Regions from separate parts of the Homo sapiens genome. Here regions 2 and 3 are each linked to region 1. The links are chromatin contacts, found by Hi-C or POLR2A ChIA-PET in ENCODE. All regions are on one chromosome and are shown on one strand. Each heading gives the region's core, a stretch centred on a gene start or an enhancer-like site at or near the end of the contact. The rest is flanking DNA. Distances are from core to core; before and after follow the strand shown.

Evidence for each region. Hi-C counts contacts between places; a loop is a spot of excess contacts on that map. ChIA-PET counts read pairs that join two places held with the same protein, here RNA polymerase II (POLR2A). Pooled maps may share reads with other maps.
Region 2: a loop to region 1 is called in a pooled map, with 2.2 times the contacts of the local background. The contact joins two enhancer-like sites. A Hi-C loop is called at or near these places in 7 of 168 maps with a recorded cell type or tissue (IMR-90, aorta, ascending aorta and 3 more) and 7 of 50 pooled maps. POLR2A ChIA-PET finds 5 or more read pairs at or near these places in 4 of 52 experiments (BJ, GM12878, MCF 10A and 1 more).
Region 3: a map of endothelial cell of umbilical vein shows a loop between it and region 1 (4-fold over the local background). The contact joins two enhancer-like sites. A Hi-C loop is called at or near these places in 8 of 168 maps with a recorded cell type or tissue (PC-3, aorta, ascending aorta and 5 more) and 4 of 50 pooled maps. POLR2A ChIA-PET finds 5 or more read pairs at or near these places in 1 of 52 experiments (IMR-90).

Annotation. Positions count from the first base shown.
Region 1 is chr6:1,623,130-1,626,828 of GRCh38, forward strand. It overlaps GMDS (GDP-mannose 4,6-dehydratase), which reads right to left. Exons shown (of 11, transcript NM_001500.4): 10 at 1,343-1,411; 11 at 677-1,102. The coding sequence ends at 1,040. Among named protein-coding and RNA genes, the nearest start is that of FOXC1, 15 kb to the left of the region's middle. RefSeq lists an enhancer at 1,359-1,468. Within about 2 kb of position 1,787, at least 7 of the 41 ENCODE cell types and tissues checked have a DNase peak (open chromatin) inside an H3K27ac peak, as active enhancers do; they include ascending aorta and endothelial cell of umbilical vein, where a contact is called at or near this core.
Region 2 is chr6:2,026,740-2,030,438 of GRCh38, forward strand. The region is part of intron 4 of GMDS (GDP-mannose 4,6-dehydratase); the gene reads right to left. Among named protein-coding and RNA genes, the nearest start is that of GMDS, 220 kb to the right of the region's middle. Within about 2 kb of position 1,977, at least 2 of the 41 ENCODE cell types and tissues checked have a DNase peak (open chromatin) inside an H3K27ac peak, as active enhancers do; they include endothelial cell of umbilical vein, where a contact is called at or near this core.
Region 3 is chr6:1,915,806-1,919,504 of GRCh38, forward strand. All of the region lies in intron 7 of GMDS (GDP-mannose 4,6-dehydratase), which reads right to left. Among named protein-coding and RNA genes, the nearest start is that of FOXC1, 310 kb to the left of the region's middle. Within about 2 kb of position 1,991, at least 8 of the 41 ENCODE cell types and tissues checked have a DNase peak (open chromatin) inside an H3K27ac peak, as active enhancers do; they include ascending aorta and endothelial cell of umbilical vein, where a contact is called at or near this core.

The sequences.
Region 1 (3,699 bases), core at 537-3,036:
CAAACAAACCAGATCCAGAGATCTGAGGCTGAGCCTTAAACCTTTTTATTATAGCTTCAAATTAACGCTGATGTCGTTCAAGTGCATAGCACAATGTCTGGCATGTATTAGGCACTTAACATAAATGGCTGAATGAATACATTAAACTGAGATTTAAAAAGTGACCTAGTAGTCATAAGAAGAGGCTGCAAATAAGCACTGTGTAAAAGATTCTAGACCACAAGGAAAGGCACAGGCTCAGAGACCTCTAGGTAACTTGGTGGCTTTGCCATGGAATGTTCCAACAGTATTTGCTTACCTTCAAGTTTCTTCTTCTGACCCCCCTCTATTTCTCAAGACTTCTTTTTCAGATGGGTGAGAGCCCTTGGGTTCTAATTATAGTCAGCAGAGACCAGCCAGGGTGTGAATTCCTCCCTTCTGCAGGAACTAGGTTTCCAGAGTGACTTGTCACCAGGAGGGGGAAAGAAATGTCCCAGGCAAAGACTAAGGAGGAGGCTCGCCGGAGCACCCCCGCCCCCCTTAGCCTTGCAGGAGTCCTCCCACCAAGGGCTTTCTCAAAACAGGGCAAGGCCTGACCACAGCGATCTCATTCCAAGGCCTGGATTGTGGGGTTGTTTGGGGACCCCTATAGCCGTGTTCATAACTTGGGAGAAAACATCCACACTGACCCTGTGAATGCTAGTTCACAGAAAGACCATTTTTAATATGAAAAGAGAAAAACAATTTGAAGGCCCCACAATTTGTTGTGTAACAACATAATTTCAAGTAAAGTGAATGTGATTAAAACATCTTGATTTCACAAAGCCATTCAGAGGAGGCTTCGACAAACGCAAAGCGACCCAAACCCTGGAGGGTCACATCCCGGCTGCTACAAACCTCGGCGGGGCGGCCCCGCTCTTGCGGCCGGGACAGCGCAGCGGCAGCAGGGGCCGCAGGGGACCCGCAGATTGGCACGCCGCTCCCCATCCCCGCAGCGCGTCTGCACCGGAGACTCTGCGGGGATTGTAGCCGGAGGGCGGGCCGGGCTCCGAGGCGCTGCTCAGGCATTGGGGTTTGTCCTCATGAGCTCCACGTCGGCGTGCACCATCTCCCTCACCAGCTCCTGCAACACAGGGGTGGGCGTGAGGGAGGAGCTTCTGCCACTCTCTCCTGGTGACACCCCACCCCGGGTGTCGGCCCCAGAGAGGCCTCCGCGTCCCTCGTTCCAGCTCCCCTCACTTCTCCCGCACCCCGCCTTCCGGGCTTTGGGCATCGCAGGCGCCTCAGGCGCCCGACCCTGAGAGCTGCCGCCCTGCAGCCCGGGGCCCCGCAGCGGGCGGCGTGCGCCCTAAGAGATACTCACATCGAAAGCGACCCGGGGCTTCCAGTTCAGCTTCTGTTTCGCTTTGGTGCAGTCGCCCTGCAGAAAGTCCTAGGGAAGAAGAGGGGGAGACGAAGCAGGCGTGGGTCGTGGGGGTGGGGGCAGCAGGTCCCGAGCCCCGGGAACTCCCACCGTTCCGCTCCCTCTGGGCGCACAAGGCTCCGGGTTTCCCTGCTTTCGGTCCCTGCTGTGCGCGTTCAGTTGCGGCTCTCGGCGCCGTAAATCACTAGGTCGCGGTTAAGAATGTGCTGTGCGGACCCGTGAGGACCGTGACCGCGATCCACCCCCAGCTACCTCCACACCTCTTCTCCCCAAGGCGTCCCTTGGGCTCTTAATGCTTTTTTTTTTTTTTTTTTTTTTTTTTTATAACATGAAGTTGTCAGGGACGCTCCTATGAGAACTGTTTGGAATTGCTGCACTTCTCTGGCTAGGAGGGAAGTGAGTAAATCACCAGGCGCCCCTCCCAGCTGCCCGTGTCCCTGCGCCGCTCAGCTCCTGCCGCAGGGCTGGCCGCGCCAAGCGCGCGTCCTACCCAAAGCCACCAGCCCCGCGGGGAAGGGACTCGGGCTGTGGGGCGCGAGGCCCCAGGACTCGGGGACCCCTCTACCTCGGCGGCAGCGTGCGACCCTCTTTCTAACGCGGCCGTGGATGTTTCTTCCCGGGCCGCAGCCAAGCGCGGTTCTTCCTGGGCGGTGGCTTTGGGCTTTTCGTACCCACAGTCAAGTCAGTTCACGTCGCCTCCCGCACACACGCGTTCATAAAACGAAACTGGAGTTTCACGAAGCAATTCTTAGGCTTAGCGTCCAGGAACGCTGTAGACGGTCTATTCTATTCTACCCCTATTCTACTCGGTTCGATTCTGTTCCTAAGAAAATGCCGATCTCGACCCACTTGTACTTCCACGAGCGGAGCTGCAGCCAGCAGCTCTGCAGGACCCCGCACTGCCCGCCACCGTCCCCTCTGGCAGTGCCTTCCTCCTCCCGCTTTCCCCAACTGCTCCACTCGAGGAAACAAGGGCATTTCATCTCCATCGACTTAAGAGGCTTCCCTGGAAGGAAGGCTGGCTAAAAGAAAACCAGCGGAGAAGAACTTAATCCTGCTCTCAGCCCCTACTCACCAATGTCTTTCTTACAGCTCTGTGAAGACTGACTGACATGAAGGTTGAGATGAGAATTTCAAGATGAATTACAAAATAGGAAAGAAGGAAGAAAGGAGGAAAGGAGAAAGGGAGGAAAGAAAGGAGGGAAGAAAGAAAAAAGACTTTGAGATACATAATTGCTAGAAGTGAGATAAATATTTAGCTTTTGCATACACAAATGTACTCGTCAAATAACACATCAGATGTGATTCCTCGAAATAAACCGAACGCAAAGGCCGTACGAAAATAGCCGATCTTTAAAGGTGAGAAATACTCGATCATTCTATTTCAGCTACATACAAATTAAAGAACAGCCTAAAAGGAGTTTCATCGTGTGAAAGTAACAGCCAGTCAAGCTGCCACTGAAAGCCTTTCCTGCTTATTTTCTTCAGACTTCCCTGAAACTTGGCAGGTGGGGAATTTGTTCTAGATTCATGATGGTCGAGAGGGCAGGGGTGGGACCTGCTTTGCCCTGGGTTTGGAGCTCACCTTCTCTGCTGAGCCTTCTAGAGCAGAGGCTGTCTGGATCCTGCTGAATGTCTGCACCGTGGGCTTGCAATGGGGCTGCAGCAGTACACGCAGCGACTCTCGCTGTCGTTCTCATCATCCATCACTACTTTTTCAAACGCTTTGCATTTCGCAATACACTGAAGTACCAGTTTCCTCCCCAGAGTGTTAATAGTACTAAAACAAGTTATTTCTGCTGGCCCTAAAAGTCCATATACAGATTCTTCAGGAAAAGTAGAATACAAAAAGTAGTAATTAGCAATTTAACATAGCGCTACAAGGAAATAGCAATATAAGCAGAAAAACGAAGTAATTTATTTTTCTTTCCCCTCCCTAAATAAACTTGTATATATTTCTACAGGCTTCTATTTTGCTATAAGCGTCACACAAAGATACTCATTCTTTTTCCCCAGAGGAAGCTGTGCAATGTGGAGTCATGCAGCCCATCCCTCCCCTCTCTCAATCCTATAGCGGCTAGACGGTGTGGAGAAACATGGTTATTGTTTAATCACATCACACTGGCTGTAAATCAACCAGCACGACATAGGATGCATTTCATGGCTGTGAACTCATAGTCAGCAAAACCCTAAAACCCAGTTTGGCTTCAAATAATCTTGGTAGGCTTGGGAAATGGAGCTTTGTATTGTAATTATGTTTCCTGTAGTTTTCTACAAGTAGCTCACAATATAAAAAC
Region 2 (3,699 bases), core at 727-3,226, 400 kb after region 1:
CCCAGTGTCTGTGGATGAGGCAGCCAGCTGCCAGAGCAATAGAGAAGTGGGATGTCAGTGCATATTAATCAAGCCGAAATTATATACTTTGTAACTTGACTATTACAGCTTCATTAGTTTATTGAATATTGCCCACATGAAGACCTTTGTACTAATTCTGAGATGTTACCAAGAAATAGGAAATGAGGTAAATACATTTTCCAAGGAACACAGATCATATAAGAAATAATAATATCAAAGAAAATATACCAAAAAATCCCCCAGAAATTATGGAATACATTTTAGCATGTACATAATCAAAAGCATAATGGTAAACTAAGAACAGGAACCAGAGAATATAGTTTGAAACAAGATCATTGTGTCTAAATGGCTCCATGAAGAAGAGGACCCTGGCTGGTACTCTGGAAGTTGTAGCATTCTGATCTTATGAAGCGAGGGAGAATGAAGTCCTTGGAGAAAAACGTGGAACAGGTGGACACAGCCAGAGGAAGGAGCGAACACATTTTGGGCAAGGACATTCTCTGTGTGAGACTGGCTGCATGGGCAGAACAAGTGAAGGTAATGGGAGAAAAAAGGCAGCCAGATATAGAGAGATTCACAGGTAGAAAGCTCTGCAACCCAGGGCTTAATTAATATTTTCTTTTCCTTTGAGTTTAGCATGCTCAGAAAGGGGCTAAGGTGATTTTATTTTAAAGCAGGGAATTTGAAAGATTTTTATTTGAATATATAAAATATGCAGAGATGGAGGGAGAAATTCTTGCAAGTCCAGGAGAAAAGTGTTAGGGTTTGGAATAGGAAGAGAAATCATCAACATAATGATAAGCATATTTGGCAGGAGTGAGAAACAACAGCAGAACTTACTGCTCTATGAACATGGCAGCTAAAGGCAAGGAAGATTCTTCCAGAAACAAATGTAAGGAAATAGCAGAGTACAAGACAGTTATTAGAAAACAGGGTAAATAGCATGTAATAATACAGACACAGCAAGAAGCCATAAATTTACATTTCATAAAGTTTATGAAAAGTTTTTATTAAAAATATATTTTTAACGGAAAGTAAAAACTTCACAAAATGATCTGCAAAATTTGAACATGTACAGTAGAAGAAAATGGAGGTTTTGTCATATTAATCAAATTGGCTTTCTATCATGATACAATATATAAACTCATTGCCACTGCAGAGTCCTGTTCTTCTACACTTTTGGACTCTTAAAAAAATTCTAGTGTCTATAGTTCTTTGAACAAAGGTTTAAAAAAAGCTTCAAAACTTTAAAGAAAAACAGAACTCTTGGCGAAAGCTACTATTAAAGGGCCCGCCTTAAAAAAATCTAGCTTGTAAAACAATATCTTACATATTTCAATGAATTCTGATTTAGATCTCCATTTTAGCTTCTTTGAACAAACATCTTTATGTGTAAAATGAATACTTTTGTTCACACAAACAGCGCCTCATTCCATTTAGTTTAATTCATAAGACTGCTTAGCATATGACATTGATATAAACTCACCTTATAAGATTAAAAGAAGCACAGACAAGTTCACTTAAGTTAAATATGTTTTAAGTTTCTCTAAGTGAAGAAAAGCTAAACACATTTTTAAACCCTAAATCATTTAGCTTCTGCAATTATCTCATCTACCAGAACTCTAAAATCAATTTGACTGGACTTTCATTTATGCTTTATAATAGGAAAAAATGACACATTTCCAAATTTAATTAACCAAAACAAAAATTCTTAGGACACCCCATGTAATTCTGAGTGGACTAAACAATACATCTTCGTCGCTCAGGACAAAAGGTCATTTGGAAGGGATGTACCTTTAAGGGTTTACAAAGGCTTGATCTTCAGTCTTGTAACGAAAGAGGAAGCACATCTCAGCAGAGGAAGGATGCCCACTTTAAATAAGGAAATGGGCTTGCAGGATGCACACATGCTGCTTTCTATTAATGATAAGCACAGTCTACAAAAAGAGCCTCAGAATGCTTTAACTTTCATGTAGAATACCTGCAGAGAATGTCTAACATAAACAAAACGACAAGTAATGTGTCCACTCACCGTTTTATGAAATGATTTATGTGTTCATAATAGAGGCTAGTAAATACTAACGACTATATTCCAGTTAACAGCTGTAATTACTGGTGTGATGATTGTATGCCAGGATCCATGCCAATAATGTTTTGGGAGCAAAGCATACTTTAGGGGTTTATGAGGATGATTATACAAGATAGATGGCTCTGCTGGGTGATTTTTTTTCTTTCTTTCTTTTTTTTTTAACCAGAGGGAATGAGATGGCAGAAATTAAGACCTTTACCATACCTTTTTTAAAAAATAGATAATTATATATGTTTAAGAACTGGAAAGCATTTTGTTAAAGTTTAATCTCTTTCAAGACAGAAAGTAAATCCAATCAAAATCCCAGCAAATATTAATCTAAATTTAATTGTGGACATCACCTTTTGGCTTCTTCCATCTCTGCCTGTGTCTGTGTGTGTCTGTCTCTCACACACATATATTTACACACACACCCTAACCAGATATTTTGCAACTACATTAAAATAAATCATAACCTTTATTTAATTACTCAGCAGGTGACTGTCCGGTTTGTCAACCTGCCCTGTCTCTGACTCCCCTCAAATTCCTTCTCACCACCTATCAGTAATCCTTGGGGCATTCTGCTATTTCTTAACACCTCAACTAAGAGATATTAAAAGCAGATAAATTATCTACCTGGCAAAAATTTACTGCAAATTGTCCAGGGTATTGGTAATTTCCCAGAATTATGTCTGCATTGACAGGACAGTTTTGCCAACTGCACCTGCAGTCCAGCCCAACCTCTCCTCCCAGTATAAGTGGCAAACTTAAAAAGGCTGGAAACACTTTGCTCATTTTACAAGACTTGTGTCAGGCATCACTTCTATTATGAAATAATCTTGAATTGTGTTCTGGAGGGATCTGGGGCCAACCCCATGCTGGATCACATAAGTCTTACTAAGTGTATGCTTGGATTCCATGTGTCACCCCAAAAGAAAAGCTTATCTTTAACAAATTTATTTAAAATTTTGACATCAAAATATTCCAAAGAAATATTTTGAAGAAGGTACTTTAATTTAAATATAAATTTAAATTTTGTGTCATTTTGAATTATATATTGGGGTGTACAGGAGCAGCATGTAATACTATCTTCTGTGCTGGGGGCCTCCTAAGGATTTTACTCGGTCCTAGTCAAACCTCTACAATAAAAACAGATAGCATGCATTACATCCAACTCGTGAACTGCCTTTCTCCCAGTGATATGAAGACAGTCCAGAGAAGGGGGCAGGTTGGAGGAGGAGGGAAGCGGGTGCCCACACAGAGATCAACACACAGCCCATGTGGTTCCCACAGCATGCTCTGCACAACCAGACAGATCCATCACTGCTGGTTACTGTCCATCTCCTCCACAAGAGTCTGTGGGTTTGGTCTTTGCAAGATCATTTCGAAATTAAAAGTGGACAAAGATAATATATGCCCACATCTTCTTAAAGTATGTGTGGGGGTGGTGCATGGGAACACCTGTGTCAAATTTGTGATGCTGGAGAGCCAAGAAAAAGATAAGGGAGGCAAATCTGAATCTGGTGGTTGTAAAGCACCTGGAGGAAATTTTGCTGTTCTTTCTCCAGCATCTGCGAATTTGTAGGACGAGGTTAAGAGGGAGCACACAA
Region 3 (3,699 bases), core at 741-3,240, 290 kb after region 1:
TTGTAAAAGTGTCCAGTAGTTCATGCATTTTCAGTACGCAATAAGGTTTTGAACTTGAAAATAAAGACTAACTGGATATTTTAATTCATGGTTTCAGGCTCAAGGAAGGCTTTGACTTTAAAATAACAACTGACCATTAGAGCTGTTCATAAAGAAAGGGCCATATTGGGAGGTGGCAACACCTTCACCATTCAGACATGTCCCGCCCAGCCACTGCTCACGCAGGCTTCGCAGGTGGAAGCTAAGCTGTACCTGAAGATCTTGGCATTCTTACTGGTGTAAAAACTGTCATTAAGCATTTTTCAATATACAATCATGGTTTTTACGTAGTTTAGCCCTTTATTCCTATGATGTTTTTGCTACCCCATTCTAGACTGACAACATGGCTGTAGGGAAAGGAAGACCAGCAGCCACCTAGTTACAAGGTAGCACGCCCACAGTGACCAGCGCTGATGAAACGTGAGGGTGCAGCTGAAGGAAAATGGGGCGTCTGCCAGCTGCTCACCAGGCTCTATCAACCCTTCACGTGCGGGGGTGGGGGGCTGTTCATACTCAAGATGCCATTAGCGCAGATTCTCCAAAGTAAGAGTTTTCATATTGTATTCCTACCCCACAATCTGTGAAAGAAAGGGAGAGAGAGAGGAGATGAGCTGAAGGGAGGGGAAGGGAAAGGAGGGAAAGGGAAGAGGGAAAAAGAGAGGTAGGGATGAACAGAGGGAAAGGAGAGTGAAAGAAAGAGAGAGAGACGAAAAAGGGAGGGAGAGAAAGAGAGAGAGCCAATCGTGGCACAGTGACTTAGGAAGAATCCTACTGAAATGCTCAATAAAGCCAGTGTAATTTCTTTGAGCCCCACTGGACTGCTAACATTTGAGAGCACAATACCACGCGCAATTAAACAAGCAAACCCACAATTCATTAGGGATAATTTTAATAGATGACTCATTAGCCAGCCAGTTAATGATGCTTTGTTTTCCCAGAGGCCCAGGCAGATGCTTAACTACAATGAGGCTTCTACTGCCACTGACAAAAGGCAATGGAATCTAAACCACCCATGCCACGTCTTCAAGCTTCTTCAGGTTTTTTTTTTTTTGAAGATAAGGATCAAATGAAACGACTTCTGTTAAACTTGTATTTCCTGTACAGAATGGATATCTTCTTCAAATTATATGATTGTACAACTATTAAAGGACTGCTTAATGTAGAGGAAGTCTGTTTAGGACACAGGGACTGGCCTTTTCACATGTGGCTCCTCAGATGTTCTACAGTTTCCTTCACACTCAGTTCCTCACACTGGAGTGGTTTCACAGGATGATTAGAGGTATTAGGCCAGCAGTAGAGATGCTAGTTTATATGTAATACCTAGCGAGAGGAATACGTTTGCTACACAATCAACACTTGAAGTCACTAAAAAAAAATGACTTTAAAAATCTCACAAGAATGACTAAATATACCAAAAATCAGCCCAGAAACATGGCACAGTATCATGGTAAGTCACTGCACTGAGGAGTTGGCAGAGCAGGGCTGGAACCCACTGCCTGATACCAAGAGAAGACATCAAACAAGGGTTTCTCCTTTCAATGTCAGCCTTTTCCTATGAAAATGACAAAAAACAATCCGTGCTCTCCTAACCATGGTCAAATATGTGTTGGGAGAATCAAATACAAAGATGTAAATGACAAAGCACTACAGGAATAGAATAGGACAATCTTCCAGGGTTTAAAATAAGTTCTAGTGATAGATCTTTATATTTTATTTTCAAACTTGAAATTTGAGACCCAGGCAAAACCAGCAAGTAATTCTTGACTAAAGGACACACTGTAAGAAAAAGCACATGAAACTATGCAGCCCTTGAAATCCTCATCTCTGCCTTTTTCTGTTGAGACAAAGTAGGCGCAGCTCTGCTACCTTGAATGGGGTATCTGTATCCTGTGGACTTGGTGACAGAATGCCCCGAGAGGCAGGATGCCAGCCGAGTCACCTTCCTGGAATGCAACCTGTACCCTCCAACACAGGCACCCACAGACTATCGCTCTGCTCTGTGAGTCAGAAGCTGGAGGACGGACCCAAGAACAGGGATATGTCGTCTGAGCATGTGGGTGATGTGCGACCAGGGAGGAAATGAAATCACACTCACGAGGGACAGAAAATGGTACTGCAGAAGGCTTTTCTTTTCTTCTTACTGCACTGTTTCCACAGATATTCCCAGAGCCACTGTCAAATAAATACATAAGAATCTTTAAATTCTATATGTATTTAAAAATAAAGTCCTATTATTACAACATGACCTGCTTCTAATTTGCATGTGTTGGTGATGGGTACAGACTGAGAGAGAGGATAGAGAGGGGAGAAGAGAAGGGATGGGAGAGTGTGACGGTTTTCCATAATAATAGAGCCCTCCTTGGAACTCTGGCTCTCTAGAAGAATCCTCTAACAAATGAGATCCTTGAAAACTGAGAGGAAATAGAGTGATGATCACACAAAAAGGTTTCTGAATGAGCTGATGTCAATATCATCAAGTACTCCCATGGGTACTTGGTCTTATAAGCTAATGGTATATTAGTGATTTTTAAATATTATTTTGTAAAACAGGGCCAGTTTATCCTTCTGCCTTTCCATTTTTCTATCTGCTCAGATATTCTTCCTTTAAAAATAAGAATAAGGCCGGGCATGGTGGCTCATACCTATAATCCAGTCCTTTGGGGGGCCGAGGTGGACAGATCATTTGAGCTCTGGAGTTCAAGACCAGCCTGGGCAACATAGGGAGGCCTCATCTCTACTAAAAAGAAAAAAAAATTCAGCCGGGCATGGTGGTACATGCCTGTAGTCCCAGCTACTCAGGAGGCTGAGGTGGGAGGATCACTTGAGCCTGGGAGATCAAGGCTGCAGTGAGCCAAAATCATGCCACTGCACTCCAGTATGGGTGACAGAGTGAGACCTACCTCAAAATAAATAAGTAAATCAAAAGTAAAAATAAAGCTAGGAATAAAGTCTAATAATAGTAGAATCTAGAGATAATCAGGAAACTGGCCACTGTGTGAGAACATATAGACGTTACTTCCTTTCATTTATGATCTGCACTCAACCAGAAAGAAAGGTGCTTGCAAACATTTTGCTGATATCAAGTAAATCTAGCACAACTCAACCTAAGTGTGGTAAGATCATATTCTGGGGGCAATGTCTTGTGCTAGCTAAAGAAAGCATCTTTTAATAGTAAGAGAAATGGAACACATTTCATATATACAGATTTCATTTTTATAATTTTATAAAGAAATGATGGGCAGGGAGATCCAATTCAGGTATTTACTGGGCATCTGTTATGTGCCAGGCATGTTGGGAGGGATGATTAAAGATAAAGAGGGATAGGATCCAGGTCCTGCCTTCAAGGAGCTTCCCCAAGAGAGACCGACATGAGATAGCTAACAAAGTCCTGACTGCTCCTCAGAGGTCTCCCTCACTTTTCTCTCTATAGTGAGAGCCCAACCATTCTCTCTATGAGAAAAAATGGTAAAAGTGATCTCAAATATTTTACATAACTCTGAGAGGTACTTAGGGAAGCTATCCTATGGAGTAATTTCATCCCTTTCTTTGAGAACTCTACTAATAATTTCCATATGAGGCTTAGGCCAACAATGTAAAGACAATTTCTCAAAGGATTTCTCAATTTTGCCTTTACATAATTCGGCTTCTGTAAACTGTACC